Linked DNA regions of Homo sapiens: region 1 is linked to region 2. A link is an interaction called in ENCODE POLR2A ChIA-PET data of the cell type or tissue named here. Cell type or tissue: OCI-LY7. All regions are shown on one strand. Each heading gives the region's core, and the rest is flanking DNA. Links, peaks and the distances in the headings are about the cores only. Region 1 holds the start of LOC105370572 (a long non-coding RNA gene). Region 2 overlaps TMED10 (transmembrane p24 trafficking protein 10).

Region 1 (16,592 bases), core at 8,779-11,278, 380 kb after region 2:
TTTACATATCAATTTACATATTGATATTTACATATCAATATTACTATATTAATACAATAAAGGACAAAAATGACAGAATTATTTCAATATACACAGGAAGGCATTTGACAAAATCTAACTGCTTTTTATTAAAAACCACTTGAAAAACTATGAGTAGAAGGGAACTTTCTTAACAAAGAACATCTATGAAAAACCCACAACTAGCATTGTGCTTATTAGTGAAAGACTGATCAAAATCTTTCCCAGTAAGACCAAGAACAAGACAAGGATATCCTCTCATACACCACTTCTATTTAACATTGTGCTAGAAGTCCCAGCCAGGATAATTAGGCAAGAAAAAGAGAGAAAAGGCATCCATGTTGGAAAGAAAAAAGTAAAACTATCCCTATTTACAGATGAGATAATCTTGTATATAGAAAACCCTAAGAAATCCATCCCCCCTAAAAAATATATTTTTACATATTATTAGATTCAATATATATCTATTAGAGCTAATAACAAGTTCAACTAGGTTGAAAGATATAAGAGCAATACACAAAAACTACTTATTTCTGTATACGGGCTATGAATAATACAAAAATGAAATTGAGAAAACAATTCTATTTATAATCAAAACAATTTATATCAAAAAGAATAAAATACTTAGGATGAAATTTAACCAAAGAAGTGCAACCCTTATACATCAGAAATTGCAAAACAAAGAAGACTAAAAAATAGTGGGAAGATATCCCTTGTTCATGGATTGGAAGACTTAATATTGTTAAGAAGGCAATGTTTCCTGAATTGCTCTACAGAGTTGATGCAATCTGTATCATTTTCCAGCTGTCTTTTTGGCAGAAATTGGCAAGCTGATCTTATACAATTCATATAGAAATTCAAAGGTTCTGAGTAGCCTAAACAATTTTGAAAAAGAAGAACAAAGTCAAAGGACTCATACTTCCCAATTTTAAAACTTACTACAAGACAGTGTGGAACCAGCAGAGGTAGAGACACATATATCAATGGGAGAGATTTCAGAGCCCAAAAATAAACCTTCACATTTATGATCCATTGATTTTTGACAAGGGTGACAAAATTACTAATGAGGAAAGAATAATCTTTTCAATAAATGGTGCTGGGACAACTGGATATCTACATGCAAAAGAATGAATTTGGACCTCTACCTCACACCATACAAAAATTAACTCAAAATAGATCAAAGACTTAAATGTAAAGCATAAAACTACAAAACTCTTAGAAGAAAGTCGATGTAAATCTTTGTAACCTTGGGTTAAGCAATGGCTCCTTAGATATGACACCAAAAGCATAAGCAACTAAAGAATAAAAATAGATAACTTGGGCTTCATCAAAATTTAAAATGCTTTACAAATGATATTATCAAGAAAGTGGAAGACAACCACAGAAAATATTTGCAAATCATATACCTAACAAAGATCTAGTATCAAGAATATATAAACAACTCTTACAACTCAACATTTTAAAAAATCCATTTTTAAAATGTGCAAAGGATTTGAATAGACATTTCTCTATATATACTTGAATATATATTATAGGCAATAAGGATATGGAAAGAGTTTCAACATCATTAGTCATTAGGCAAATGCAAATCAAAACCACACTGAGATACAACTTCACAACCACTAGGTGATTATAATAAAAAAGATGAATAACAAGCATTAGTGAGAATGTGGAGAAACTGAAACCCTCAGATATTGCTGGTAGGAATGTAAAACAGGGCAACTGCTGTGGAAAACAGTCTGGTAGTTCCTCAACAGTTAAACATAGAGTGACGTATGATGTAAAAGAATTGAAAACATATATCCACATAAAAACTTGTACACAAACTTTGTAGTAGCCTCATTTGTAAGAGTCAAAATATGGAAACAAACCAGATGTTCATCAACTGGTGACTGGACACAGTGTAGTATATCTATACAATGGAATATTATTGGGCCATTGAAAGGAATGGAGTACTGATACATGCTACAACACGATGAGCCTTAAAAGCATCATGTTAAATAAAAGAAGCCAGTCACAAAAGGCCACATATTACATTATTCTATTTATGTAAAATAGCCAGAATGGGCAAATTCAGAGACAGAAAGTATATTACTGCTTTCCAAGAGCTGAGGGGGAGAGGAATGGGGAATAATTGCTAACAGGAACAGAGGGGTTTTTTTAGGGTGATAAAAATATTCTAAAATTAGATAGTGGTAATGGTTTCACAACTCTGTGAAACTCTGTACACTGAATTGTGTACTTTAAAAAGTTAAATTTCATGGTTTGTGAATTGTATCTCAATTTTAAAATACACTAAAGAAGTATGAACAAGTAGAGTGCATTCCAGGAATGCAAGGTTGGTTTAACATTCAAAAATCAGTTACTATAATTCATCATAATAATAGAATAAAGGAGAAAAACTATAAAATTATATCAATAGACTCAGAAAAGGCCTTTGTTATTTTGTTAAATGACAAAATTCAGCACATATTCAGGATAAAGGGTCCCAACACATTAGAAATAAAAGGGAATTTCCTTAACCTGACAAAAGAGCATCTACAAAAAAAACCTATAGCTTACATTATATTTAGTGGTAAGAGACTGAATGCTTATCTCTTAATATCAGGAACAAGGCAAGGATGTGTATTCTCAAAACCTTTATTCAACATTAAACTCTACAAAAAGGCAAATGTGTCTGGGTGCAGTAGCTTATACCTGTAATCCCAGCACTTTGGGAGGCCAAGGTGGGAGGGTCACTTGAGGCCAGGAGTTCAAGACCAGCCTGGGCAACACAGAGAGACTACATATTTACAAAACATTATTTTAAAAATTAGCTGGGCCTAGAGGCAGGCACCTGTAGTCCTAGCTACTCTGGAGGCTGAAGTAAGAGGATCGCTTGAGCCTGGGAGCTTGAGGCTGCAGTGAGCTATGATTCCACCACTGTGCTCCAGTGCCTGGGGAACACAGTGAGAACCTGTCACACACACACCAAAAAAAAGAGGCAGATAGGTTGGAAAGGAAAAAGTAAAACAGTCTTTATTCACAAACAACATAATCATCTAAGAAAATCCTAAGGAATCTACACAAAAGCAACTCAAACTAACAAATAAATATTGCAAGGTTGTAAGAAGTCCCTTCTAGGTATACACCCCCAAAAAGTGAAAGCATATGTCCCCCAAAAGACTTGACATGAATATTCAGTCACTTTATTCAGAACAATCAAAACCTGGAAACAATGCCATTGTCCAGCAACAGGTGAACAGATAACAAATTGCCCCTGGAGGAGGCATCTTTGTTTGGGCCTTGTAGCTATAGAACCTTTACCCTGTGGAGCAGGAGAGGGTGGAGATGCAGGTGTGGGAAAGGTAGGAGACACTAACCCTGGCCTGGAGATGTCCAGCTGAAGAACAGAGAATGCTTGGTTGGGAGGTAGAGACTTGAGTTGCTCAGCAAAGTAGGAATAAAGGTAACAGGGCTGTGAGATTTGGGAGCAGTAACAGAGAAAGCCTCAGAAGGGAAGGGGTAGACAGGCACAGAAGGCATGAGAAGGGTGACTTTCGAGGGAAACTGTAGAAAGAGGATTTTTTGATTTTTTTTTTTTTTTTTGAGACAGAGTTTTGCTCTTGCTGTCCAGGCTGGAGTACAATGGTGCAGTCTCAGCTCACTGAAACTTCAGCCTCCCAGGTTCAAGTGATTCCCCTGCCTCAGCCTTCCTAGTAGCTGGAATTACAGGCACCCGCCACCATGCCCGGCTAATTTTTGTATTTTTAGTAGAGACGGGGTTTCACCATGTTGACCAGGCTGGGCTTGAACTCCTGACCTCAGGTGATCCACCCACCTCAGCCTCCCCAAGTGCTGGGATTACAGGCATGAGCCACGGTGCCTGTCTAGAAAAAGGATTTTTATAGAAAGTTGGTATGTGATGTTATTCCCTTTTTCCCTTTTCTTTTTTTTTTTTTTTTTTTGAGACAGGGTCTCTCTTGTTGCCCAGACAAGAGAGAGTGCAGCAGCATGATAACAGCTCACTGCAGCCTTGATGTCCCAGGTTCAAGCAATCCCCCCACCTCAGCCTCCAGAGTAACTGGGACTACAGGTGTGCACCACCACATCCAGCTATTTTTTAAATTGTTTTTAGAGGTGGTCTTGAACTCCTAAGCTCAAGTGATCCTCCTGACTCAGCCTCACAAAGTGCTGGGATCATAGGTGTGCACCACCCCATCCGGTCTTACTCTCTTTTTTTCAATATTTCTATTGGATGAGACTCTACTTGGATAATCCCAGTTTTATATGGGTTACATAAAACAAATATTACGGCAGTAATAGCTAATAGGCACTGTATGCTTACTAGGCACTAATCATTGCACTAAGCAATTTAAATACATTCAGTGGTATGAGGTGGCACCATTATATAGATGAGGAAACTGAGGCACAGAGTTTTAAGTGATTGTCCAAGATCACAGAGTTATGAAGCGACAGAGCCAGAACATTGGATTTCATATTGAAACCCAAAGCTAAGAGGCCGTTTTCGTGTTCCTGCTTTCCTCCTTGACCATGTCTCTCTCTGTATGCTGTCAGGGTTGAGTGAGTGAGGGAAGGATGCTGAAAAGTCATTTGGTTCAGGCCTCACATTTTCAAAGCACTTAACTCCAGTGAGGCCGTATATCCAGCCTGAGATATTTAGCCGGGCCTGAGAGATGAGGAGATTTACCCAGCTTTTGAGTTACTTTCCATTTATTGATGCTACCACCTCCAGAGACCCAGGAATTAAATACTCATATAAATTCCATCATTTTCTGGTTGTAGTATAAGTACATTACTTTTAAAACATACCATATTTTTTGTTAACCTTATTTTGATATATCTTCATTTTTAATCTGATGGGAAACTGAAAAATGGAGTGGCCTCTCTCTCAACCTTTGAGAGGCCTCACTCCCTTTCCTACTGTCTGAAAGGTGCAGGAAGAGGAGGCCCTGCAGGAAGCAGCTCTGATGCCCACTCCGGCTGCTGCCAGTGGCTGGCTGGATGTGCTATCAGCATGGCCATACCCACAGGTTGAAGTAGGTCAACAACCTGGGGACCCAGAAGCTGCGTGGTGCAAAGTGCATCTATCCGGAAATTTCCTGAGCTTCAAGGGGGTTTATAAGGCAGCCACCAGGCCCAGACTGACCAAGAGAACAGGAGCTTTGGATGCATGTTCTTTAACCCAGTGGCTCTCACCTGGGGCGATTTAGCTTCTCCTCCCCGTAGAACATCTGGCAATTCTAGAGACATTTTTTTATTTTCACAACTTGGGGTTCTACCAGCAACTAGTGGGTGGAGACCAGAGAAGCTGCTAAACATCTTACAATGCACAGGATGGCCCACCGCCACAAAGAATTATCCGCCCCAAATGTCAAGAGTGCCACAGTTGAGGAAATGTGTTCTAACCCTCTGGGGCTGGCCTTATGAAGCGCAGCCACACCCCTCCTAAGAGGCTTCCTCCAAGGCTGCAAAGCCTGAGAGGGCTGGACTGTAGGCCACTCCGCCGCGGGATTTCCCCTTCATCACCTGGCCACCCACTCTGGCCCCCTTACTGGAGGGCTCCGCCCTCAGGTAAATGTTTTCCCTACTTGTTTGGGAAACTTTGAGAAAAATCCCCTTTAGCCATCTTCTGAGCAGTGAAGATGTACCATGTGTGCTTTTTCCACCAAAAAAACATTAAAGCGGCTAGGGGATTTTTATTATTTTAGCTCAAATAACTAAATAGTGGCAGCCAACTCCTTTAAAGGCGACTGTCAGCCCTCAAAGGGGCGCTCAGATGGAACTCAGAAAAAATTAAAAAAAGAGTGAGTTTAGTATCAGTGGATCAGGGGAGTGGGGATAACCTGGGAATTCTGGTCTGGTGGGGCAGGCGACACAGACCGAAGGCCTCCGCCCACCCCCAGCCTCAAGCCCCCTCTGCGTGGGGCCCCTGGGGGCCTGGGGACATTTGCATGTACTCTCAGGAGATTCTCCTTTCTTCTCCCTGGGTTTCATCTTTAATAACTAGATGATGGGCTGTTGGGGAATGCAGGGCCAGCGCTCTAGGAAAGTGAAACTGCCTTGCAGAGGGAAAGCAACCCACTGTGGCCCCGAAAGACCCAGACCGCCAGCGGCCCCGGGCAGCCGCCGAGGGCACCGGCTCACACTTCCTGCATTTCACAAGCTCTTGCTTGGCATGCATTGATGACTTGAACTGGGGGGTTAACCCAAAAAGATCAAGTGCGAGCTCAAGGCGGATGATGAGAACAGATTCGGGGCTGGTTAACCTCAGAGAGCGGGAGTCCGTTGGTGCTAATGAGGCCAAGGGAGCCCGGCTCCTTTCTGCCCCCAGGCAGGTGAGAAAGAAAGAACGGAGACGAAAGAGGGCCCGCTGTGTCTACTCCTCTTGGCCCAGAAGCCCAGCTGGACCCTGAGGCCACAAACTGCCCCCTACTGGAGAAATCGCTGCAGGATTTCTCCTCCATCAAATCGCTGTGTCAGAGCCAGTTGGGGGCTTTTAAAAGACGCCCACGCTCAGGCCCGCACCAGGCCACCTACACTGGAATATCTGAGGCTAAGTCCCAAGCTAGAATTTCCCATCTTCTTTCTGGCCTTGGGAGATTTTGCATCTCCTTCCAGGGAAGGAAGCCTGACTTCTGAAATGATTCTCACGAAGGAGAAGTGCTCCGTTCTGCAGTGAGCCTGGCCAGGGGGGCCACACCACAGACTCCCAGGAGGCTTCTGCTCTGCGTGGTTCTTCTGCTCTCGTTTCCTTAACGATTGGGCCAGAGCATCTCTGCTCTTGTAAAATAGCAGGCAATTAGATCTCGAAGTCTTTGAAGTGGGCAGATTCACCAGGCGTTGGACTGAAGTTTCTATTTGTCCTGGCACTGAGAATAGCAAAGGAACAGGGGGACTGAACTGGTAAGGATATAGCAGGTTTGTTGCACTTTTAAAAAATATGTTTTCAATTACCTTAAGAACCCATTTATGTGCAGTATATCCTGCTGCTGATTTTGAACAAGGATGATCCAATAGGCACTGGTATTAAAACGCTGAAATAGAGGTTGACAAGTAGCTGCTTCCCTAAATCCTTGGAGTTTCCTTCCTCCCTCCTTCCCCTCCTTTGGCACCAACCCCCTTCCCACCTCCCCAAGATCCAGCAACTAAAAGGTTATTTGCTTGGCACGGCAGGGAGTAGGGGCTGTGCTGAATGGTGGGAACCCACGCTACATGGGTTGTCAGCTGTGTCACCCCTAATTAGACATCATTTCAATCTACTCATGAAAGCAGCTTGCTGCAGGACTCTGTGCTGGCCATATTTAATTAGAGCAGTATAAGGTTTTTTTTTTTTAAGTTAAAAACTCATATTGTATTGCCCATGTACCAGAGACTATTCTAAGAACTTTACAAACATTAACTCATTTGATCCTTATAACGACCCTATGATATTGGTGGTGTGATATCCTCCCGTTTTCTAGGTATGGAAAGAGGCATAGAGAGGTGAAGTCTCTTGCTGATATCTTCTAGACCGGGCTGGCTGCAGGGTCTGTTGCTCTCAACCAGAGGAAATAGAACCATGAAAGAACAAGGTAGGGTTTTCCTCCTTCTGCCAAACTGAGATTCACAAAGTGGACTCTAGCATTCTTCCTCTCTGCCATTCCCTCCCACCAAATTTACACCTGGGGAAACAGTGGCCCAGAGAGGGAAGGAGACCTTCCTACAATCTCAGAGTCAATTGGGGGCAAAGCTAGGACCAGAATGCTGCCTCTCAACTCCCCCTCGACCTCATATCATATTGCTTACATCCAGCTAAATGTCTCCTCAGAAATCAGTTGGGGAATATGGTGATTTTAAGTCCATAAATTCTTTATTTAATACTCCTCCCTCTAAGAGGTAGAGACTCATTTGCCTCCCCTCAAGTGTGGGCTGGACTCAGTGCTCCATTCTACTTTTTTCTTTTAGGTCAGCCTGTTGCCCAGGCTGGAGTGCAGTGGCTCAGTCTCAAATCACTGCAACCTCCGCCTCCTGGGCTTAAGTGATTCTTCCACCTCAGCTCTGCCCAGCTAATTTTTTGTAGAGACAAGGTCTCACCATGTTGCCCAGGCTGGTCTCAAACTCCTGGACTCAAGCAATCCTCCTGCCTCGGCCTCCCACAGTGCTAGAATTACAGGCATGAGCCATGCCACCCGGCCCCAAGAGTAGAACAAAGATGGAGGACTAGGTCATAAAAGACACTGCAACTCCTCTCTCTCTCTCTCTCTCTCTCTCTCTCTCTCTCTGTCTCTCTCTCTTTCTTTATTTCTCTCTCTTGTTGTTCACTCTCCAGGGAGCCAGTTGCCATGTCATGGGGAGGACACTCAGGCAGCCCCGTGGGGAGACTCATGTGAGGAGGAACTGAGATGTCTTGCCAACATCCATATGAGGGAGCCATCTTGTAAATGAATCTTCCAGTCCCAATCAAGTCTTCAGATGACCAGAGCCTCAGCTGATAACTTGGCTGCAGCCTCATGAGAGATCCTGAGCCAGAACCACTCAGCCAAGGTGTTCCTAGATTCCTGCCTCTCAAAAACTGTGTGAGATAATAGATGCTTATTGTTTAAAGTTGTTTAGGGTAACTCATTGTGTAGCAATAGATAGCTGAAACAGGAGGCTCTACATTTACTCTTTTTTTTTTTTTTTCTTGGAGACAGAGTCTTGCTGTGTCACCCAGGCTGGAGTGCAGTGGGGCAATCTCCGCTCATTGCAATCTGCGCCTCCCTGGTTCAAGCAATTCTCATGCCTCAGCTTCCCGGGTAGCTGGGACTACAGGAGTGCGCCACCATGTCCAGCTAATTATTTTGTATATTTAGTAGAGACAGGGTTTCACCATGTTGGCCAGGCTGGTCTCAAACTCCTGACCTCAAGTGATCTGCCTGCCTTGGCCTCCCAAAGTGCTGGGATTACAGGCATGAGCCACTGCACCCAGCCTACCTTTATTCTTAAAATGCCATAAATGCACAGAGTGTTTTGAGGAGTCTTTTATCCCAAAGTATTCCAACTATATTTCTTTTAAAAATTTAGGGCAATTAAGGCATTTTAATGCATGTGACCCTCCCCGCCCCACATTCCCCCACCCTTCATTATTTCAAACTGGAGTGGTCTTTTGAATTTTTTCCTGAACGTGTTTCCAGAAAGTTTATACCAAGTAAAACAGCTATATCCAAGTTCCTAGTAATTATTACAGCAATTACAAGGGTTCCAAGCCTAATAAAGTAATCTAAGGGCAGGAGGTTTGGAGGTATGGTTATTTCTTGGCATTCTTCTAATGACAGCCTGGAGCTGAGTAGCATCTTGGCAGTTGTCTACTGTTTGAATACGTTAGACTGCTCCCAACTCTGTCACTTGCTAACTGTGTGACCTTGGGCAAATGATCGAACTCTCTGTGCCTTAATTGCATATAAATTTTAGAATCTAATTATGATACCTGCTCTGTGGAATCCTGGGGAAGATTAAAATGAGATGTGGTAGAGCATGGTGCTTATAAGCATTGAACCAAATTGCCTGAGTTTGAGTCCTAGCTCCAGTGACTTTTCTAGCTGTATGATCTTGGGAATGTTACCTAATCTCCTTGTGCCTCAATATTCCACATACATAAAATGGGGTGAGGTGGGGAAACGGTGCTTACCTCCTGTGACTGTCATGAGAATTAAATGGAGCCAATTCATATACTATTCCCGGTACACAGTAAGTAGCATATGGCAAGGATGCTAGGTATAGTTGTGCAGGTTGTTCACTGTTCAAGGGCTCCAACCTGAGAGGTCAAGTGAGGGCTTGCCAGGCCATACGCTTTGGTATGAGGTTGCCTACCTAGAGGTGGCGCTGTTTTCTAGTTTGTACCAGGCCCTATATCAGCCAGCTGTCAGCATAAGGGTTTGTAGTATCCAGCAACCACTACCTTAATACTATCTTTAGGCTTTAGGCTGATGTTCACTGAGCGCATGCCAGTTTTATTATAACTGTTACTTGGTAGCTTCCTGGAGTTCTCCAGGATAACATCAGTGGGATGTGTATATCCCAAACCTTGCCATTACCATTCAGATACAATGCTGAAAATCAAATAAAAAATATTAGCAAGGTAAAAAGTTTAAAATCCTGCAGGACAATATTATATATTGCTTAGGCATACATACAGGTTTGGTTCAAGTATAGAAAAATGCATAAGAATGATAAACCCCACATCTGGATAATGGGTTACCTGGGGTGGGGAGGAAGCGGAATTAGAAAGGGATGAAGGAAGCTTCGGCTCTATTCATAATTTATTTCTTCAGCTTAATGGTGGCTACATAAGTGTTTATTATTTTTTAATCTTAAATATTTAAAAATAATGTATAATTAATACTATTAAATAAGACCCGTCTTTTTATGTAAAAACTAATTTTGCATTTCTCTCATTAGTCTCTGTTAAATATTAAATCAGTACATTGATTGGGAATGACAGAATCAAGCAATCATTCATTCAACAAGTGTTTACTTGTTGAATGATAGGATGTTCAAAGAGCTAAGAACTTCATCCATACGCTGTAATACTTAGAACGCTTGTAACATTTATAATAACCTGTTTGGTTATTTGACTATGTTTTCTTTTTTCTGTGAGAGCAGAGTCTCTGTCTTATTCATATTTAAGAATTCTGCTCTGTAATAGGTGATAAATAAATGTTAATTTAAACCGAATGAAACATAAATATGACTATTATTGTCCTGAAAGGGCTTTCAATACACTAGGATAATGCAGGTCATAAGTGCCATAAATGAAGAGCAAAGTGAATTCACTTATGCATTCATTCGTTTGAAAACCATTTACTCGGCATCTGTTAGGTACTGAGCATATGACTATAAACAAGAGAAACACAGACTTTGGTTTTTACAGGGCCCACTTCTCACCACTTTCATCACTGTCTAACTGGCCTATGCTGCCAGCATCTTTTGTTTGGATGGTTGCAGTAATCCAATACTGAAATCCTGACTCATCTCCCTGCTTCCACTTTGCTCCCCTATCGTAAAATCTCAACTGTGTCCAGAGAGATCCTCTAAAAACCTAAGTCAGATCATGTCACTCCTCTGCTCTGACACCTCCAATGGCTTCTCATCTGTAGGAGATTGTAGAAATTGCCACAATTAGTTAAATTTTTCCTATCGAGAAGTGAAGTCTGTTTCTCAACTCATTGAGTCTGAACTGGCCTTGTGACTCTCCTCGGCCAATAGAATGTGGCAGGTTCTGAGTTCTGTGCTAGCTCTGAGCCTGGGTTCCATGGGGCTTCGAATGCTTCTGCTCCTACTCTTGGAATCCTGCCACTATCAAATAAACATGCTCCGACCAGCCTGTTGGTGGATGAGAGACCATGTGGAGGAGAAATGCCCAAGGCAAAGCCAGGCCAGACCAGTCAATTATCAGCCAACCTACCAGCTGTCTGAGGACACATGACCGAGCCTAGCCGAGATCAGCCTAGCCCAGCCTATCCCCAAAGAACCTTTCAGATGACCCACAGACTCATGAGCCAAATAAATGGCTTGAGTCATCGAAGTTTCTGGTAGTTTTTTGGGCAGCGAACACTGATAGACTATCTCATTTAGACAAAAAGTCAAGCTTCTTTTTACTAACTGTATCCTCAGTACTTAGTGCCTGGCACATGGTAGATGCACCATGAACGTTTGTTGAATATATTAATAAAGGTGTAAATGGTTTTAACATTCTATTGAGGGAAACAGGAAAAAGATAAATCAGTAAACGAATAAAATAAGTATAAAATTGGGTAACTGCTATGGGAGAAATGAATAGTAGCTGAGGTAGAGGATAAGAATGAAGGTGGAAGGGGAAACCCTCCATGGGCTCACTGTGTCTTTCAGAATGAAAGCTAAAATCCTGATGTTGGCCTCTAAGGCCCTCCCTGACCGGGCCATTACCTCACTGACCTCATCGCCTGCCACTTTTGCTGCCTCTGATATCCAACTACCTGGCCCCCCTGCTCTTTTTCCAATACTCAAGCACACTTCCACCTCAGGTCCTGGAATGTCCTTCCCTGAGACACTCACCATTCACTCCCTCTCTTTCTTCGAATCTCTGCTCAGGTATCCCCTCTTTGGGCAAGGCCCTTCTGACCACCCAGAATTCCCTAACCTCCAACCCTGCTTTATTTTCCTCCATAGGAAAGGAATTTTGTCTTACTTAATTTAACCTTAGGGCAATATTGTCTTAGTCTAGAAATTCAGCTCATGGATACAAAAATCCTCTAGGAGCCGTAACTTCCTGTCAATCCTAAAATTTAATAAGGCAAATGTTTGGCTTCGAGCCATACTGGGAATAAGGTAAGGCCTTTTGAAAAAGCCACGATGCCCAGGTGAGGGTTGAATTGATCACTGAGAACCCTACAAATGCGCTCATGGCAAGGCTGGGAATACCCTACACTTACCCTCTCGGTCATTTACTTCAGAGTCTGCGGGGCATTCTAATCCGCGTTGTCATTTGCTTTGTGCCACATTCCTAAGAGGTAGGCAGGGCAGGTTTTATCATCCTCTGTTTACAGATGAAGATAATGAAGGTCACATAGCTCAAGTGAGCTACCCAGGGCCACAGACATACAAAGTGGTAGAACCAGAATTTAAATCTTGGTTGGTCTGACTCCAAGTGTAGTATTTGTTTCACTTTTTCTTTCTTTCTTTCTTTCTTTTTTTTTTTTAACTGTTTCTGCATTCTGGGTTCTGACCAGGTGACCTTGAATCATAAAGATTCAGGGCCTGTCTTGAGCTGCTCAATATGGAAGGCATCTTTTCTCTAAAGAGTGTGAGCTCCCTGCCAAGCAGCACAGGCGCTTAATAGGCTTTCAGAGCAGCAATTCTAGAACCTCCCTTGTGGCTTTCTGATCTCCCACAGCCCTTGTGTTTGATGGTCAGGAAAGGAGAATACCCTTGGATCGTCTTATCTCCAGACCACCCCGAGGCTGGCTGGACTTAAGGGGTGAGGAAAGACAAGATGGGTGAGCAGCTGCTTTCGGCTGAAAACCAGAAAGAAATCCCAGTGTTTTTGCTTTATTTTGGTTTAAAAATCAAGTCGTATGACAATGGAAACATTTTCCTGGTTGTCCTCTCCTCTCTGCCCATGTTGACAGAAGACGGACTTGCTAATTCTGGCTGGGGTTTTTCCCTGCCTGGGCTGTTTTTCTCTTTTATCTTCATCAATTGAAGAGGGCTGCTGTGTCTTTCAAACTGTCGGAAGGTATCTGTATTTTTTTTTCTTTCACATAATTCTGTAGGTCTTTTCCCAGATATGTATTTTTCTCTCTAACTTCTAACTCGCTGAAGTTTCCGCCCATGTGACTTCCAGCGTGAGTTACCAGAAACCACAAGAGAGAGAGAGAGCGTGCAAGCCCCAAAGCGAGCGACATGTCCCTTTGGGGAGCAGTCCCTCTGCACCCCAGAGTGAGGAGGACGCAGGGGTCAGAGGTGGCTACAGGGCAGGCAGAGGAGGCACCTGTAGGGGGTGGTGGGCTGGTGGCCCAGGAGAAGTCAGGAAGGGAGCCCAGCTGGTGACAAGAGAGCCCAGAGGTGCCTGGGGCTGAGTGTGAGAGCCCGGAAGATTTCAGCCATGCCTCACAGCTCCGACAGCAGTGACTCCAGCTTCAGCCGCTCTCCTCCCCCTGGCAAACAGGTAGAGTCCTCCTTTTTCTCTCTCCTACCTTCTGATTCTCCTGGGGGATGGAAAGAGAGCCAGGCTTCCTTGTCCTGCCCAGGGAGCTGAGGATGGAGGAAGTGGCTCGTTGCACGGGCACTCTGTTAGACTTAGGACATGGAATTTGCTACTAAGCTGTGCATATTGGCAGAGATCCTCATCCTTCCACCCATTCTGCCAAAGCCCCTTTTTCTCTCCATTTTCCAAGGCTGCCTATCACCTCTGCCTCACTGGGGTTGCCACCCTAAAAAGCTTTCTAGGAAGCAAAGAGGAGGATGAACATCAAAGAATGCAGAGAAAAGAGTCTACTGTTCTCCAAGGCTGTAGAAAAGTGAGAGGAGTTTTCAAGTGGGCCGCTGGCATGCACAGCTCAAATCCTAGATATGCAGTTTCCCAGGAGACAGCCAATAGGGAAGGGGAGAAAAGGGGTTAGGGAAAAGTTAAAAAAAAAAAAAAAGAAGAAGAAGAAGAGGAAGAAGGAGGAGGAGGAGGAGAAACCCAGGCTAGCATAGAAGGATCTCTCTACTGGGGCACTGCCTCTGTTGCTAGCACAGCCAGCAAGGGGAGATGCTAGAGGTCCAGCCAATATCTCTTTGCTTGTGGCTTCTGGATAGGAGCAAGGAAATGAATGAGGAGGTGGCTCTGGAAATTTGTTGGAAGACATTTGCTGGTAGTTCATCTTAGCTCTGGGGAAACCAGAGAGACTGAGATAGGGATTGTGGGAGCATTTGGAGTCTAGATTGTGACTTCCAAGTCCAAAGGTTTTAGCTTGAGGATTACCAAAAAAGGAGTGCCCTGCCCATCTCACAGCTTCTAGGGTTTTGTTCTGCACCACACTCTTGACATCCCTTGCTGTAGGAAGCCCTCCTCTTTCTCATCCGACATGTATCCGTGGGTTAAAATTTTCTCAACCTTCATAGTTTAAAAACTTCATTCTTTCCTTAGCACAGATATCCACAAGGGTTTTCAAAATGCTGCAGCCAAAATAAAAGTATATAAATATTGAACAGGGCGTATATCCTAAGCCTCTAATAACGGAGCAGCAGGCTGGGATGAGTCTGGGTGGAGACCTCTAGAAGGCACAGAATCCAGTCTGCTGCTCAAGATGGTGTCAGAGTGGCTCTGACTGCCTGGAAGTTTGTACTTTTCTTAGGAAGGAAATTACTCATGGCTTCCATGGTAACCTGGTGCCCCATCCCCCTTAGAGGAAGAGCACTTCCTTCCTATCTATGCCAATGACCTCCTACCACAAAGGCCTGAAAGTATTGGACATGTTGGTGAGCCCAGTACTTAGTGATCCCAGAGCTTTGCCCTTGGATCTGTGCCCCTCTAGCCTGTGGGAGACGTGGAAGGGAACAGGGCATGAGTTGCCAGGACTCCTACACCTACACTGCAGCATCTGGGAGAGAACTGGAGCTAACCTCTCTGCCCAGGCACAGGACATGCCTCTCTCTGGGTGTAATTAGAGAACACCCAAAGATCCCCTTATCCTACCAAGCACCCATCTACTGCCCACCACAGCCAGGTCACCTCCACCATTAACGTTCTTTTTGGCATTGATGTGCCAGGCATTGTGCTGGGGCCATGGGGAATGTCACAGTGGCTGAGCACAACGGAAGGAAAGAGGAGGCAGATCTGGGATGCACCCTCAGCTCAGGAATGCAGCAGAAGACCACATGGGGTGCAGAGTAGCTAGCGGGGAAGGGTCTTGGAAAGCCATTGGGCTCAGCACCAGAAGATGTAGCACTCTCAGATGACCAGGAGTCCTTGGGCACACTCTTAGAGCCTCAGTTTCCTCACATATAAAATGGAAATGATGATATCAACTTCACAGCATTGGGGAATTAAACAAGAGCACTTCTGAAAGAACACTTGCCCAGAGGTTGGCATATAGTAGGCACTCAACAAAGTCTGAAAAAAAGAAAACAGCTAAAAGAACAGCAAGAAGAGCCTAAAGGCCAAAAAGTGAGAGGGCGAGGGTGGAGCAGCCCTACAGAGGAGAGGTGATAAAACACACTTCATCGCCTTAACCATTTTTTTTTTTTTTGGCCAAATACAGCTCTATTGAGTCCTCAAGTTCTCTTTTCTTTTTCCTGTAGCTATTGGTCAAAAAAGTCAGAGACCTGGGAATGTGTAAGCAGGCATGGAGAAGAGCTCTCCTTCGGGTGCAGGCTTTTGGTAAATAGAGGGATGGAGGGTTCATGCAGAGACGAAGGCATGGAAGGATGGCTGGACGGATACCACACACCACCAGAGCCTGCTTTCACTCAGAAGGGAGATGCAGACCCATGTAATCCTCCCCGTCTCTGCTTCCCAGGACTCATCTGATGATGTGAGAAGAGTTCAGAGGAGGGAGAAAAATCGTATTGCCGCCCAGAAGAGCCGACAGAGGCAGACACAGAAGGCCGACACCCTGCACCTGGTAAGTGTTCAGATCAATCTTCATCCTCGTGAGCTTTAGGCTTTGCCCTCCGCCATCTGGGAACCCTTGGACCATAGCTTTGATTCTGCTTGTGTGGGGATGTGTATGTGGGGTGGGTTAGTGGAGGGTGAGGGCCGTGGGGTGAGGTAGGGAAGGGAAGCTGTCGTGAGAGTGCTTTAAGAAGGCTCTGTAGTCCGGGCGTGGTGGCTCACACCTGTAATCCCAGCATTTTGGGAGGCCAAGGCGGGTGGGTCACCTGAGGTCAGGAGTTCGAGACCAGCCTGGCCAACATGGTGAAACCTCGTCTCTACTAAAAATACAAAAAATTAGCCAGGCATGGTGGTGCATGCCTGTAGTCCCAGCTACTTGGGAGGCTGAGGCAGGAGAATCACTTGAACAGGCAGAGGTTGCAGTGAGCCGAGATCGCGCCATTGCATTCAAACCTGGGTGATAGGAGTGAAACTT
Region 2 (16,592 bases), core at 16-2,515:
CTAAGTAGCTGGGACTACAGGCGTGCGCCACCACACCCAGCTAATTTTTTGTATTTTTAGTCGAGATGGGGTTTCACCATGTTGGTCAGGATGGTCTCGATCTCTTGACCTCGTGATCCACCTGCCTCGGCCTCCCAAAGTGCTGAGATTACAGGCGTGATCCACCATGCCCGGCCAGCTTTCCAGATCTTAAAACTTTTACATACCAGTTGCTCTTAAAGTTTCCACATAGAGAATTCTTTAATAATTCTGTTTCTGGCCGGGTGTGGTGGCTCACACCTGTAATCCCAGCACTTTGGGAGGCCGAGGTGGGTGGAACACGAGGTCAGGAGATCGAGACCATCCTGGCTAACACGGTGAAACCCCGTCTCTACTAAAAATAAAAAAAAAAAATAGCTGGGCGTGGTGGCGGGCGCCTGTAGTCCCAGCTACTCGGGAGGCTGCGGCAGGAGAATGGCGTGAACCCAGGAGGCGGAGCTTGCAGTGAGTTGAGATTGTGCCACTGCACTCCAGGATGGGTGACAGAGCGAGACTCCATCTCAAAAAAAAAAAAAAAAATTCTGTTTCTTTCTTTCTTTTTTTTTTTTTTTTAAGGATGGAGTCTCACTCTGTTGCCCAGGCTGGAGTACAGTGGTATGATCTTGGCTCACTGCAACCTCTGCCTCCCAGGTTCAAAAAAATCCTCCCACCTCAGCCTCCTGAGTAGCTGGGATTACAGGTGTGTGCCACCCCACCCAGCTAATTTTTATATGTTCAGTAGAGATGAGATTTCACCACGTTGGCCAGGCTGGTCTTGAACTCCTAACCTCAGGTGATCCATCCACCTCGACCTCCCAAAGTGCTGGGATTACAGGCGTGAGCCACTGCACCTGGCCTTAATAATTCTGTTTATATATCTGCTTCTTTACTCCCTATTTACTGTACATTCCCTATGGCCCACTTTTTTTTCTCTCCTTTGTTCAATTCATTGTCCTTGTCCTTTTCTTTGTGAAATGTTAACAGCAGTTAACAAGGGATGAATAGGAGGCATTTATTTTATGTTTTCTTATTATATTCTTCACTAAATGTGTGATGAACAAAAGTTATTTAAAATAAAACAAACTGCTGTTAAAATTGGGATGTAAAAATTGAGTTTATATTTAAGGTCCATAAAAATATGGTGATAGACTTGCGATGATACACCTACAGTTTTCTCTCACCAGAAGCACATTTTCTTGCGTTTGTAAAATGTTGGCTAGAGTTAACGGTGTGACTGGTAACTGCAGAACAGCTTCTGGGTGTAAGATTTAACCAATAGTTAATGCACAGAGCTAACTTTCCTAAGTGAATGGCCAAATGCCAGGTTTTGTCATTAACCCAGAATATATATCTGTTCATTGATCTCATATAGAGCTGCAGAACAAAAAAAAATTCCTCAAGAAAAATACAGGAGCTATACAAGCTGAACCTTAGTCTAACATCTTCCCTCCTGCTCTATACTTCCCCACTCAGAGCTTCCTAAATGAGACAGTATAAAGGAAATGGCATGATACTTCTTAGAGATAAATTATTTAAAGTTCCCTAAATAGAAACTTGCAAAAGAAACTGGAAGTGAAACTATGGCTGTGCCTCTGCCAGCTGAAAATGATATTAAAAAAAAAATTACTTTAAAGCCTACTGAATCCCACAGCCTTTGCTTCTTTTTTTTTTTTTTTTTTTTATTTTTGTTGTTGTTGTTGTTAAAGGACAATAGTCCAGAGACCTAAAACCCGAAAAACAATGATGGAATTAAACCTGGTACTGAAGATGGCTTTTGTAGATTACAGCCCCCCACAAGCTGTTCCCAATCCCTTTCCAGTAATAAAACTTATTTTTTAGTTGTACAACCAACACATAAATATATTCTTTGGCTAAAAATTTAAACTATCCAGAAGCAAAGAGAATATAAACCAAAAGTCTACCTTCATGGTTCCTCAATTCCCACATTGCTTTCCAGAGGTAAAGATGCTTATAAACTTGATGTATTATCTTTCCACACCTTTTCTTCTGAGACACTATGCTTTTGTATGTAAATGTACACAGAAAAATATAACTTAAAATCTATTTATAAATGGCATACTACACACATTGTTCTATAGCTTTTTTCCATTTAGTAAGATCTTTCCAAAAATGTCAGTGCTTATCAATTCATCTTATTCTTAACTGCTGCACAGCATTCCACACAGCTAGTATTCCACATTGTTTAGTTAATCATTCAATTCCCAACCCCTTTTCTAGTACAGGTGCTACTTCAGACTCTACACCTCTATTCATAACCAAACAGTCAAATTCCTATCTTCAAAGTTGATTTTATTTCCTCAACAAAATCTCTGCTGAGGCCAAGCGTGGTGGCTCACACCTGTTATCCCAATACTTCGAGAGGCTGAGGCAGGAGGATCACTTGAGCCTGGGAGGTCAAGGCTGCAGTGAGCCAAGATCATGCCACTATACTCCATCCTGGGAGACAAACTGAGACTCCGACTCAAAAAAAAAAAAAAAAAATCTATTGAATCCCATCTTTCATCCAGAAAATTATTTTCAGACCTTCATTAGTGGGATGAAGGTCTCATTTTGGTCTCATTTCCTAGAAGCCATTTTTGCCTAATAAGTACCTTCACTCATGATACTAATTTAAAATCTAGAAATCTTAAAGAAATCTCAAGAGACTAAAACAGTACTGAAATCTAGCTTGCCATTCCAAACACCTAGTACACCATGGATACTCAATAGTAAAAAACAACAATCATGGATATATTTCTATGTTGAATCTAAACCTAGAAATCCAAATAATATTTGGAGGAAATCAAAGAACAAAGATCTTTTCAAACCACCAAAATCTGACGGACTTAACAATTAAATGCTATTAAGGAAAGTAATTCCGCCTTCCTCCATGTGAGAACACAGTGAGGAGGCAGTATGCATTCAGAAGAGGACCCTCACCAGAACCTGACCACACTGGCACCCTGATCTTGAACTTCCTAGACTCCAGAACTATGAGAAATAAATTTCTGTTGTTTATTCTTTTTGAGATGGACTCTTGCTCTGTCACCCAGATTCTCCTGCCTCAGCCTCCCAAGTAGCTGGGATTACAGGCACGTGCCACCACGCCCAGCTAATTTTTGTATTTTTAGTAGAGACAGGGTTTCACCATGTTGGTCAGGCTGGTCTCGAACTTGTGACCTCATGATCCGCCCTCCTCGGCCTCCCAAAGTGCTGGGATTACAGGCGTGAGCCACTGGGCCTGGCCTGTTTATTTTTACAAAAGAAAAAAATTAGCCAGGTGTGGTGGCTCACGCCTGTAATCTCAGCACTTTGGGAGGCTGAAGCGGATGGATCACTTGAGACCAGGAGTTTGAGACCAGCCTGGCCAACATGGTGAAACCCAGTCTTTATTAAAATTACAAAAATTAGCTGGGCATGGTGGCGCATGCCTGTAGTCCCAGCTACTCAGGAGGCTGAGGCACGAGAATCCTTTGAACCTGGGAGGCAGAGGTTGCAGTGAGCTGAGATGGCACCGCTGCACTCCAGCCTGGGCTGGGTGGACTCTGTCTCAAAAAAATAAATAAATGAAGAAGTAGTAGTAGTAGTCAGTGGTTTAAAACAAAAAACAAAAAACCTTCACTGCAGGCAGGGCACAGTGGCTCATGCCAGTAATACCAGCACTTTGGGAAGCCAAGGCAGGTGGATTGCTGGAGACCAGGCTGGGCAACACAGCAAGACCCCATCTCTATTACAAAGTAGTAATAATAATAAAGAAAAAAAAACTTTATTGCAAGAATATATAACAATAGACTTTTATTACCAGCTTAAAACAAATATAAAAAAGTTTCTTGATTTTTTTTAAACATTTTAAGGCCTTAACGTTTTTTTCTGAGTTCTTATTATGTGCAAGGTACCAAGGTAAGTTATGATCTTAAGCTCTCACAGCTTATATAGTAAGTTATAACCATAATATATGGCTTTATGTAGTAACTTCTATAACAAAAAATACACATTAAAAACAGTTCTAGTTGGGAGGACAAAGTGAAGCTTAACAGGAAGTGGGTGAGCTGGGTCTCACAAGTTGGGCAGGACTTTTGAGAGGGCATTCAAGGCTGAGGGGAACCTGTAAACCAAAACACGGAGGGAGTAAAGTGCAGGCATGTTTAGCAACTACGAATAGTCTAGACATAAGTAGTCTGGTGTGCTAGAAACTAGACTATAGGGTATGTGTGCATGTACACACATAACTGCCACACACTTGTGCTTGGGGAGGGTAGGGGATAATAGCAAATAAAAGGCTCAAAAGTTAGGCTGAGACTAAATTAGGGAAGGGGATGAAAAAGGTAGTATAATGAATCAGAGCCATTCATATATGCTCACAATGTAGTATATTTTGTAATCTCATTTAATCCTCGTAACCCTATAAGGTGAATATTTTTATCCTTAAGTTTTGCAGATGAGGAAACTAAGGCTCTGAGGTATTAAATAATTTGCCCAAAGTATCACAGCTTGGTGCAGTTGGCATTAGAATCCAAGTCTATGTGAGTTTATTCTGTAAGTACTAGAAATTTAATAAAGAAAACCAGATGAGTATACTAAGTTTTTCCTGAATCAAAGGTGAAATGAACAAGCTATATTAGGCCACAAGGATCTATATAAGTTGTCCTGTTTGCTTGACTAATAAAGTTTGACTAATAAACTTCCTGGGTTTCCCATTGCTATTATTTTTGCAGGGCAACAGAGTAAAATTTTAAAACAAATCATGGTAAGTATTCTCAAGAAGACGCTCTTTACTTGCTCTGGACTAAGCATTCAATACATAGCATTGAGGCTTTATATCACAGTACAAAAAGCTAAAAAATCCTCAATATCAAAATTCCCACTTTCTGTTGTTCTGCTCTTGTAAGCAGTTGATTGAACTGTTCAGAGTATCTGTAAAAATGCCAAATTATACATGTTTCATGAAGGCAGGCTGGTATTCTATTCTACTCTCCTTCATCACTGGAAGCATGAGGTATGTTTTGCCAAGTCTGTAAGACAATGTGCACCACAGGTTCTCCAATAGGGGGTGATATCCCCCTGGCAAGCTGCATGTAGTTGTTAAATAATCAAAGGATGTTATAGTTACAAGGTGCTTCATTTTGCAGTGAGTCCCTCATTTTTCAAATGAGGAAACTAAAGATTCCATAAAGTTACTCAGCCCTTTGGGTGTCCAACCAAAATTAACAGTACCATGGTCTCTTAACTCCCTACCCAGGGTGATCACAGCATTTAAACTGCCAAACTCTGCTGTAAAATTCGAGAACAGAATCCCTGACTTCCAAAAGCATTTATGCTCTCTGTACCCAAATCTGACCTATCTTTCAAGCCTCCTTGAAAGCCTCCTTCAACCACTCTTGTCCACACTGTCTTCCCTGAAGCCCTACAACACATACTGTGTCACACAGTTAACACTCAATCATATATTGTCATATTCACAAATTGTTTTATTTTTATCCTGTCCCTCCACACTAGTTTGGCTCCTGAACTCAAGGAAATTAAAATGATTTATAGTTTATATAGTCGTAAAGACCTGAGACTTGGTAAACACTTGTAATTGACCTGTTCTGCCCACTCTATGCCTTCTTCAAAGAAGCCAACTTTCTCAAAGTAGCTAAGTGCTGCTGGTCCCCTGAAGCAAGTGTTTCTTGTATACTAAAAGCACTCTGCATTGATTTTTTTTCTTTCTTTTTTTTATTTTTTTGAGATAGAGTTTTGCTTTGTCACCCATGCTGGAGTGCAGTGGCACGATCTTGGCTCACTGCAACCTCTGCCTCCCAGGTTCAAATGATTCTCCTGCCTCAGCTTCCCGAGTAGCTGGGATTACAGGCGCCTGCCACCACACCCAGCTAATTTTTGTATTTTTAGTAGAGACAGGGTTTCACCATGTTGGCCAAGTTGGTCTTGAACTCCTGACCTCAGGTGATCCACCTGCCTCAGCCTTCCAAAGTGCTGGGATTACAGGTGTGAGCCACCGCGCCCAGCCTGCATCTATTTTCATGAGGCCCGCCGCCTAGGAGAAAGCCTTCTCTACCACCATATCTATTAACATCATTCTTACTGGTCATGGTAGGTACTGTTTGGAAAAGCTACAAGTTACAAAGCCTTTTTCTGTATAACACCTCCAAAATACCAGTAAAATTAAACTCTTCTAAAACCATATCCAAATCTTCCATTATAATGAAGATTTGAATCTAAAGAGTTCACAGAGTTATATGTAACTGTACCAAGAAAAGGTATTAATTCTCTGAAAAAACTGCTTCTTAAAACAGAGGTGTTAATCTAACCTCTAGGGAATCTCTAAATTCTTTTCCTTGGTGGAGCATCAAGATCCAAGAGAGAAGCTTCTTGTGACAAGACAAATTCAGTCAAAGTAGTTTGCTGCCTCCATGCCTCCCACCACAGCCCCCACCAACTCCAGGAGCACAGCAATAAATGTGAAGACCATCTAGTCTAACACAAGCAAGATAAACATAACAGAGCTGGCACAGTGGCTCATGCCTGTAATCCCAGCACTTTGGGAGGCCGAGGTGGCCAGATCACTTGAGGTCAGGAGTTGGAGACCAGCCTGGCCTACATGGTGAAACCCTGTCTCTACTAAAAATACAAAAATTAGCTGGGTGTGGTGGTGCACACTTGTAATCCCAGCTACTCGGGAGGCTGAGGCAGAATAATTGTTTGAACCCGGGAGGCAGAGGTTGCAGTGAGCTAAGATCACGCCACTGCACTACAGCCTGAATAACTGAGTGATACTCTGTCTCAAAAAAAAAAAAAAAAAGGACTTTGGATCTAGTACATGGAATCAGAGTTCCTCCTTCCTGAGAGCACTCAGAGAAACAGAACTTTTGGAAAGTCTTCAGCTGTTGCTCCAACCAGGGCAGCTGTGTTTTTGGAATATAGATTGATAGCAAATGACAGACAAATAGAATCGCCTAGGCAAAGCGGTATTTTACTCGTGGGACACACAGCCCAGGAGTTAGAAGATGTGTCAGATAGCTCCTTCTTTGTCGGACAGTAATTGCCTGCATTCTCCCAACTGCACAGACAGTAAGTCCCTACAAACAACTGCTCTAGTTCACAGATGACAAACTAAAAAGAAGTGGCTCGGTTCACATCCTGAATCTACAAAGATACACCCTCTGAAGGGCAGAAGTGAGACAGTGGTCAGAGGTTCATAAAATAAAATGCAAGAAATCAAAATCAAAAGTGCTTTATTTCCGAGGACAAAGGCATTCTTTCTCTTTAAAGAATTCAAACAACAAGACTTAATGCTTCTTCACAGTATGACAAGCATTCTGTCTTCCAAATAATATCATCTTACATTTGTATTGTGTTACATAGCAATTTCACATGGATTAATTAATAACAATTTAGGTAGGTAGTGTGGTACAATTACTATTCAATCTTACAGGACCACATGGGATTTCAGAATTATGAGTCCACAGATATGAGGGAGAGATGTGTTGGACATGAAAATTAAAGAAGTATGCCACATTCCCGAATCTTAATGCTGATGCCAAAGATTCCAAATCCTCTGGAGATAAAGCCTCTCCATTATCTCAAGGGCCTGAAATTAAATCGTTCAAGTGATTCTCTTGCTTCAGCCTCCCGAGTAGTTGGGACTACAGGTACCCGCCACCATGCCCGGCTAATTTTTGTATTTTTAGTAGAGATGGGGTTTTCGCCAGGTTGGCCAGGCTGGTCTCCAACTCCTGACCTTGGGTGATCCACCCACCTTGGCCTCCCAAAGTGCTGGGATTACAGGTGTGAGCCACCGTGCCCTGCCAGCTAACAGCCATTTCTAAGCAAGGTTCAAGGCAGCCTTGCTGCAGACTGAAGAAAGGGCTGGTCTTCGGACTGTGTCATAGCCATTCCTCCTCTACATCAATCTGGTCTGCTGCTGGGGAGCAGGGGTGAAGGGCAGGAGGGTGGGGATAGATGTTAAAGAAAGTAGTGGGGAGGAGTTTCTTGGTTAAGAAGCAGAACCTTGGAGCTGTGTTGTAACTACATGCGTAAAGGCAGGCTTAGGACATGTCAGACGTCTGAAGCAGGAAGCAGGCAAAGGAAGCACCGTGGTTTTCTTTGGGCTAGGGATTCCCCTCTTGGGTTAAGCAAAAGGTCAGGAAAGATAAAGCCCCTTTCCTAATGTCTATAAAGTCCAAGGATGATGGAAATTCCAGGAGGTATAGGGGTTCTAAAATGCTATACGACAGCTGTGTCCAAAGCATTCTTTATATAAACCCACAATAATGTCATCTGTTTTTGAGGGGAACTAGCTATGTCTACTGTCTAATAGGGCATTGATGTGTTGTTATTTAATAAATACCCTTGGGCTGGGCGCGGTGCCTCACGCATGTAATCCGCCAGCACTTTGGGAGGCCAAGACAGGCAGATCACGAGGTCAGGAGATCGAGACCATCCTGGCTAACATGGTGAAACCCCGTCTCTACTAAAAATACAAAAAATTAGCTGGGCGTGGTGATGGGTGCCTGTAGTCCCAGCTACTCGGGAGGCTGAGGCAGGAGAATGGCGTGAACCCGGGAGGCGGAGCTTGCAGTGAGCAGAGATCCCGCCACTGCACTCCAGCCTGGGCAACCAAGCGAGACTCCATCTCAATAAATAAATAAATAAATACCCTTAATGACAGGCATCATGTTGGAGAAAAAGATTACAATAGGTAAAATTCCACAGAGTACAAATTCAACTGAGAATGGTCCACAGTTCGGGAACAGAAGCAGTAACCACAAACTGGAAATCATTTTACCTATTCTTCTACCTTATAATAATGAGAACATTCTCCCTAGTGTTTTATATCTTATAAAAGCACTTTAACATAATCTTATTTAAATATAATTAAGATTCTTCTGAATCATGAAGGTTTAAAAAAATTTTTCAATTTACTCAAGTTCATCAAATAAAGAGGTCTTCTTGTTTTATTTATTTAAATTAAACTAGCCTGGAAACAGAAACAAACAATTGAAAATTCTCTACCGGAAACTGTCTCCCATTCACAACTGTATCACTTGCTCCTATTTACTGCCTCTAAATAACGCTACCTAGTTTCATTCAATTGAGGATTTGAACAAGGAAAGAGCTGCAACTGTTGTACTACTTCCTGTTGCAGAATTAACCAGTCATTTCCAATCTTCTTCCATTTTAGGATATTTCCCTTCCAAAGTGCTGTCCAAAGAGAGAGCAACTTCTGTTCCACTATTCCTAGACAATTTTCCTAAATCACTTAAACCAATTTTCCTTCATTTACTTAGTTTGCATTCTTCAAAAGCCCATTCTATTTCCTGTACCCCACTCCTCCTTCATGCCCTTACGTACTGTTTTGTTGGGTAAAAATACTCTTATCTTTCTGTAAAGATCAATTATCTAGTCTTAAATAGTTCTTGTGGTTTTTCAAAGGTGCCCTTCATTTGAAGAACCCTTTTGTGCTGCCCCCAAGTCTCGCAGAGATGAAAAAGGCTGTTGTCCTTCTCCTCATTCTGTGTACACCTCCATCTCCCTGTCACCCAAATAAGTGTCAGTTTTTATTAGTCTATAATAAATAACTTCTTATCAGCATCAAATTTCTATTATCACCATTCCTAGTCTCTTGCAGCTTTTTCCTCCATCCTGCCCTCTTCCTTGAAAGTTTGAAATTATTTTAACTAAAAACTATCTTTGACTATTGTTATTTCCCAAACACAAAACAGTTGTTCAAGACTAAACAGCACTGAATCCATGCCCCAGATAGATAGATAGATAGATAGATAGATAGATAGATATACAACTGTTGGTCTTGGGGAAAAAGTCTTAGGAATTAAAAACAAATCACTTTTCTTAACCTTGGGCATTAACAAATAACTGAATTCCAGCTTTAAAAAATTTAAAATATCTCTCTCTACACACACACAGTTCAAGAGAACTAATGCCATATGCTTCAGTGTTTTATCAAACCAACATTCTGTGGGACAGTTTGTTCAGTCTTTGGCTGACAGCACAGCCAGAATTATTCTTCAAGGCTGTTTTTTTTTTTTTTTTTTTTTGAGATGGAGCCTTGCCCTGTCGCCCAGGCTGGAGTGCAGTGGCACGATCTCGGCTCACTGCAGCCTCTGCCCCCCAGGTTCCAGCAATTCTCCTGCCTCAGCCTCCCGAGTAGACTAGCTGGGATTACAGGCGCACGCCACCACTCCTGGCTAATTTTTGTATTTTTAGTAGAAACTTGGTGTCACCATGTTGACCAGGCTGGTATCGAACTCCTGACCTCAGGCGATCCACCCGCCTTGGCCTCCCAAAGTGCTGGGATTACAGGAGTGAGCCACCGCGCCCGGCTAAGGCTGTTAATACCACTTTTTGTATCAGTAAGATCATGGCTGGCTGTCACAAGACTGCTAAGAAACCACAGCCCTTTGGGCAAAGCACAGCCTGTTGGCCTGCCGAGGTCACAGAAACCTCACAGCATAGCACACTGCTGCCTCCTCTGGCTGTTAGAGCAGGACATACCTCTTCGTAATTTTTCGCCTCCACTCCATGCTTCATGTCTAGGATCACGAGTTGGTCAGGTATCCGCCCTGTTCCTGAGAAAGAAATCAAAGGAATCATTGTGTGAAATACTTAAAATTCTGGGAAATTACCCACCCACCCGCCCGCCCTCCCTCTACAGAACCCCTACCCTCTCAATAGAGGGAAACAGCCACAACTCCTCCCCCTGCTCAGTTGCAGAAAATTCCTGGCTCTGGCTAAAATCACAAACATTCCAGACAAAGCCTCTATCTGTGTGGGGTGCCGGAAAGCAACAAGAACATGCTGCTGGCAAACATCTCTGAGCAGGCAAGGACACAAGATACTGCAACTGGTACTACAGAGGAACAGAACAGAAGGGAAACCACACAGGCTTATTGAATTGGGAAATAAAACTCAAAAATCAAAACAGTGTGAAATTGAGTGGCATATAAATCAAGAGATAGTAGGCAACAACTTCGGCTGAAAATGTGTATTTCCACATCTGAAAAGGTTGCCCTGTCAAATTTTGAGGGAAGGCCATGATGAATTAGGATTATTGGATATGTGCTAAGCTTGGATTTACTTAATATAAATCTGAGTACTGAAAAGAACATAAGTTTTATCTAATATTCCACTTTAATTCAAACATTTTGATCAATGTATGGCCTAGTTCAGTAGGAGTACAATGTCATAGAGCTATTCCCACTAAGCCCTTAAAAGAGTTACAACAGCTCAAGGAAAAAAAAAAAACAACTTTAAGTGTTCAAATCTCAGGGATGCTTCTTATAATAGAGTTCATGTTAGAAGAGTCAATCTGATTCAGCTGGATCAAAGAAGCATTCTAATCTTAAATCATCAAGTAGGAGAAAGGAAAAGACCCAAGGAGCCCCAGAAAACTGTTCAGCCCCAATCCCCTGGAATTCACCTAGTTATAAAATTTACAACTGCCTGCATGAAATTAGAAGTTGTGGGAAACAGTGCCACTGAAGCACTGGGGTTCCTGAAACCATAAGCCACACTGAATGGTACTGTACCCTCTGATGCCTGAGAGACACTGGAAGTTTTCTGAAATGAACTGAAGTCAATTCAATAACTACTCATTGAAAACTCACTAAGTACTAAAACTGTGCTGGAGATTTTAAAGAGATATGCTACGGCTTCGATGTGCCCCTCTCAAAGTTCATGTGTTGGAAACTTAATCCCCAATGCAACAGTGTTGAGAGGTAAAACCTTTAATTTTATTTATTTAATTAAAAAAAATTTTTTGAGACAGGTTCTTACTCTTGTCTTCCAAGCTGGAGTGCAGTGGCACGCACCATCATGGCTCACTGTAGCCTCGAACTCCTGGGCTCAAGCAATCCTCCCACTTCAGTCTTTCAAGTAGCTGGGACTACAGGCGTGAGCCACCACACCCAGGTAATTTTTGTATTTTTTGTAGAGACAGGGTCTCGCTATACTGTCCAGGCTGATCTGGAACTCCTGGGCTCAAGCGATCCTCCTGCCTCAGCCTCCCAAAGTGCTGGGATTATAGGCATGAGCCACTGTGCCTGGCGGAGAAGTAGGACCTTTAAGAATTGACTAGGTCATGGGGCTCTGCCCTCATCAATAGATTTAATGTCATTATCATAGAAGTAGGTTTGTTATAAAAGTGAGTTCAGCCCCTTCTTGCTCTCCTGTGCATTCTCTTGCCATGTGATACCTTCTGCCATGTTATTGTGACACAGCAAAAAGGCCCTCACCAGATGTGGCCCCTTGATCTTGGACTTTCCAGACTCCAGAACCATGAACCAAACAAATTTCTACTGTTTATACCCACTCTGCGATGTTCTGTTATAGCAGCACAAAATGGACTAAGCCAGGATACAATCCCTGCCTTCAAATAATTCAATTGGGATCTAAGACATATACACAAAACAACTATGGTGAAAATGCAAAGCACTGTAAAAGTTTAAGCCAAAGGAACTGGTTCAGACAATTCCAATATGGAGCAAAGGGAAGAGGAGAGAAGATTGTAGTTGTGGACAGACTTCACTAAAAAGGGAACACCTAAAGGCAGGACTTAGGCAAAGTACTCTAGGCAGACGGCAAAGCATGAGCAAAGGCTCAGATATTAAAATCGGAGTATGGCATGCTTGAAAGACAGTAAAGAACTTCTTTTGGGATGGGCACGGTGGCTCATGCCTGTAATCCCAGCACTTTGGGAGGCCAAGGCAGGTGGATCTCTTGAGGTTCGAGTTCGAGACCAGCTTGGCCAACATGATGAAACCCGTCTCTACTAAAAATACACAAATTAGCCAGGCGCAGTGGTGCGTGCCTGTAGTTCCAGCTACTCCGGAGGCTGAGGCATGAGAATCACTTGAACCCGGTAAAGTTGCAGTGAGCCAAGATCGCACCACTGCACTCCAGCCTGGGTGACAGAGCAAGACTCTTGTTTCACACACACACAAAAAAAGGACTTCTTTTGGATAGACTGGAAAGATTAACTCGAAAGCAAGAGAAATATAAATAAGACTGCACAGGGTAAGACTGAGAACAAAGTAAGACAAGTCACATGTGTCTTCTGAGCATGAAAACAACAAGTCTTCAAACAAAACAAAACAAAATGTGGCACCCAGAGTGTTCTGTTCTCCCAAATCCAATGTGTAATCCTGATTACGACATTGTCCATGGAAGATGTACTTCCTCATTGAAAAAGTTGTGAAACTTAAGCAGTTCACAGCCCCACCTGGTCCAAATGATCAGGATATCTTCTTTCTTACAAGGTCTTCCAACTACCTCCCTGATTGTCACAGCACAGTACAGTCATGCACTACATGAAGACAGTTCAGTCGAGGACAGACTGCATATATGAAGGTGGTCCCATAAGATTATTATAATACTGTATTTTTACTATATCTTTTCTATGTTTAGATACACAAATAGCATTGTGTTCTAACTGCCTACAGTATTCAGTACAGTCACATGCTTTACAGCTTTGTAGCCTAGGAGCAGTAGTAGGCTATACCATATAGCCGAGGTGGGTAGTAGGCTATAACATCTAGGTTTGTGTAAGTACACTTAATATTTGCACAACGAAATCACCTAACCACCATTTCTCAGAATGGTCGAGTCCAGACTATACAGTCTCTTGCATAGAACTGTCAGCCTATCCTCTTAGCTGACATCATAGCCCTAAAGAGTCTCCTTTGTAAAAGGACCCTTCATAATTTTTCTCTCTGCATTTGCCTGGCAAACAGACAATCCTTTTTGTTTGTTTTGAGACAGAGTCTCGCTCTGTCACCCAGGCTGCAGTGCAGTGGTACGATCTTGGCTCACTGCAATCTCTGCCTCCTGGGTTCAAACAATTCTCCTGCCTCAGCCTCCCGAGTAGCTGGGATTACAGGCATGTGCCACCACCACATCTGGCTAATTTTTGTATTTTTAGTAGAGATGGGGTTTCGCCATGTTGGCCAGGCTGGTCTCAAACTCCTGGCCTCAGGTGATCCGCCCGCCTCGGCCTCCCAACTGCTGGGATTACAAGCGTGAGTCACTGCGCCCGGCCAGTTTTTTTTGTTGTTGTTGTTGTTTATTTTTTTGAGATGGAGTCTCACTCTGTCACCCAGGCTGGAGTGCAGTGACACAATCTTGCTCACTGCAACCTCCACCTCCTGGGTTTAAGTGATTCTCCTGCCTCAGCCTCCTGAGCAGCTAGGGTTACAGGCACGAGCCACCATGCCCAGCTAATTTTGTATTTTTAGTAGAGACAGGGTTTCACCATGTTGGCCAGGCTGGTCTCAAACTCCTAACCTTCAGTGATCTGCCTGCCTTGGCCTCCCAAAGTGCTGGGATTACAGGCATGAGCCACCATGCCCAGCCTTTTTTTTAAGACTTCACTTTGTTAGAGCAGTTTTAGGTTCACAACAAAACTGAGAGGAAGGCACAAAGATTTCCCATATCCCCCTTCCTCTTACATATGCATAGCCTCCCCCATTATCACCATTTCCCACCAGAGTGGTACATTCATTACAAATGATGAACCTACATGGACACATCACTATCTACCAAAGTCCACAGTTTACATTAGGATTCACTCTTGGTGTACATTCCAAATGTAATGTTCGGACAACCATATAATGACATGTATCCACTATTACAGTATCATACAGAATATTTTTACTGCCCTAAAAATTCTCTCTGTTCCACCTATTCAATCTTTTATTCCATGTAGTCGACCTTTTAAAAGGTGCTCCAAAGACTACAAGGTAACAGGTCTCCAAATCAGAATAAATAAAGAATACAAATGAAACTAGATATTAAGTGCTGACTGTATTAAGGAGCATTAGAGTTGGAGAAGATTCTTAATCCAGAGAAACACTCTTGATTACTCACCCTTGCTCTCAAAACACACTTCAAACATGTCATAATCTTCAGTGGTAAAGGCAAATTTCCCCTTGGTTGCATCCTCTTTGGAGTAGAGAATATGGCCAGCAGAATCTGTGATCTAAAATAAGAAAAGTAGTAAGAATAGGCAGCAAATAACACTCAGGAAGAGAACTTACAGAAACTGGGAAGATAGAGACACTATCTATGAAAGACAATTGATAGTTCTCATTATGATGACTATGTTCCAACCATCCCCAAAGACAAAAACTGGATTAGAAGATTAAATCCAAATACAGCAAATTTCATCCATTCAAATAGCCTAATCACACTGTGGGCTAAAATCTGTTGCTGCTATAGGATGTCTTACCATACCAAAAAGTTAATCTAGCTAATGCTCCAAGTTACATACATTGGATTTATTGGCAAAAACTCACTAGTATCATTCCGCATAGAGGAACATGTCACAAAAATGAAAGTAGACAATTATCAAAAGATTATACAAGAGGGACAAAGATATATAAAAACACATTTATTCTATAAAACAAATTTGATGGGGAAGGGGTGTGGGTGGAGAATAAAATTAGGACACACAATACAAGGACAGCAGGAAGAAAAGCATACATAGAGAAGACAATCCAGGAGATCTATTCCTGCAAATTTCATGTTAATTATGTCAACGGCCAGGTAGAGTGGGAACAAAACACAGGAAACAAAAAAGAAGTTTCTGGCCAGGCATGGTGGCTCACGCCTGTAATCCCAAACTTTGGAACGCCAAGGCAGGAGGATCACTTGAGCTCAAGAGTTCAAGACCTGGCTGGGCGCGGTGGCTCACGCCTGTAATCCCAGCACTTTGGGAGGCCGAGGCGGATGGATCACGAGGTCAAGAGATCAAGACCATCCTGGCCAACCAACATGGAGAAACCTCGTCTCTACTAAAAATACCAAAATCAGCTGGGCGCAGTGGCATATGCCTGTAGTCCCAGCTACTCAGGAGGCTGAGGCAGGAGAATCGCTTGAACCTGGGAGGCGGAGGTTGCAGTGAGCCAAGATTGCGCCACTGCACTCCAGCCCAGATGACAGAGTGAGATTCTGTCTCAAAAAAAAAGTGTTCAAGACCAACATGGCGAAACCTCATCTCTACAAAAAATACAAAAATTAGCCAGGCATGGTGGTGCGCACCTATAGTCCCAGGTACTGGGAAGCTTGCCGTGTCACTGCAGCCTGGGTGACAGAGCAAGACTCTGTCTCAAAAAAACAAAAACAAAAACAAAAAGGAGAGAAATTTATCCTAAAAAAAAAAAGGTATCTTTGGCTTCCATAAATGATTATTCCTTTCTTCTAGATCCTTAGCTTTAGCTCTTCAGACTTAAGCTGCTCTATTACCAAAGAATGGCCTATCAGCACAGAATAAAGGGCATATACTGCTAAGTAAACAGCCACATACAAAGCAAGGGAATTCCATGGTAATTTAACAGACTGGATCTTAGCCTTCATTTCTAGAGCACGTGGCTGTCTTAGTAGAAAGCATATTTCATCACTTAAGACTGGAAGCTACTTTGCAATGTGGAACACAAAAGTAGTGGCTTAATTACATTAAACTGGATGTTCTAATGCTATTTGTTAAAACATAATTCTTTTAAGGGGAAATTTTAAGCAGGAAAATTAAGTAGCACACATTTAAGCTTATATATTTAAAAGTA

What was found. Peaks named below come from ENCODE experiments on the same cell type or tissue, not always from the same donor. Only the 100,000 strongest peaks of a DNase experiment are listed, where the experiment ranks them.
Region 1: POLR2A ChIA-PET joins it to region 2 with 5 read pairs; 5 of 35 experiments call an interaction of 5 or more read pairs at or near these places.

Annotation. Positions count from the first base shown.
Region 1 is chr14:75,509,062-75,525,653 of GRCh38, forward strand. It overlaps LOC105370572 (a long non-coding RNA gene), which reads left to right and starts at 6,785. Exons shown (of 3, transcript XR_944037.3): 1 at 6,785-6,924; 2 at 7,482-7,592; 3 at 8,330-10,713. BATF (basic leucine zipper ATF-like transcription factor) reads left to right here and starts at 13,408. Exons shown (of 3, transcript NM_006399.5): 1 at 13,408-13,684; 2 at 16,023-16,127. The coding sequence starts at 13,622. RefSeq lists enhancers at 5,561-6,126, 8,212-8,281, 13,376-13,705. In OCI-LY7, for the core only: CTCF peaks have their summits at 9,869 (motif pointing right) and 10,068; a DNase peak (open chromatin) is centred at 9,850.
Region 2 is chr14:75,137,134-75,153,725 of GRCh38, forward strand. It overlaps TMED10 (transmembrane p24 trafficking protein 10), which reads right to left. Exons shown (of 5, transcript NM_006827.6): 2 at 14,899-15,010; 3 at 10,531-10,604. Among named protein-coding and RNA genes, the nearest start is that of NEK9, 18 kb to the left of the region's middle. RefSeq lists silencers at 10,333-10,627, 10,573-10,867 and an enhancer at 15,231-15,895. In OCI-LY7, for the core only: no CTCF peak of the experiment used is centred there; a DNase peak (open chromatin) is centred at 1,568; H3K4me3 peaks cover 1,107 bases; H3K27ac peaks cover 1,200 bases.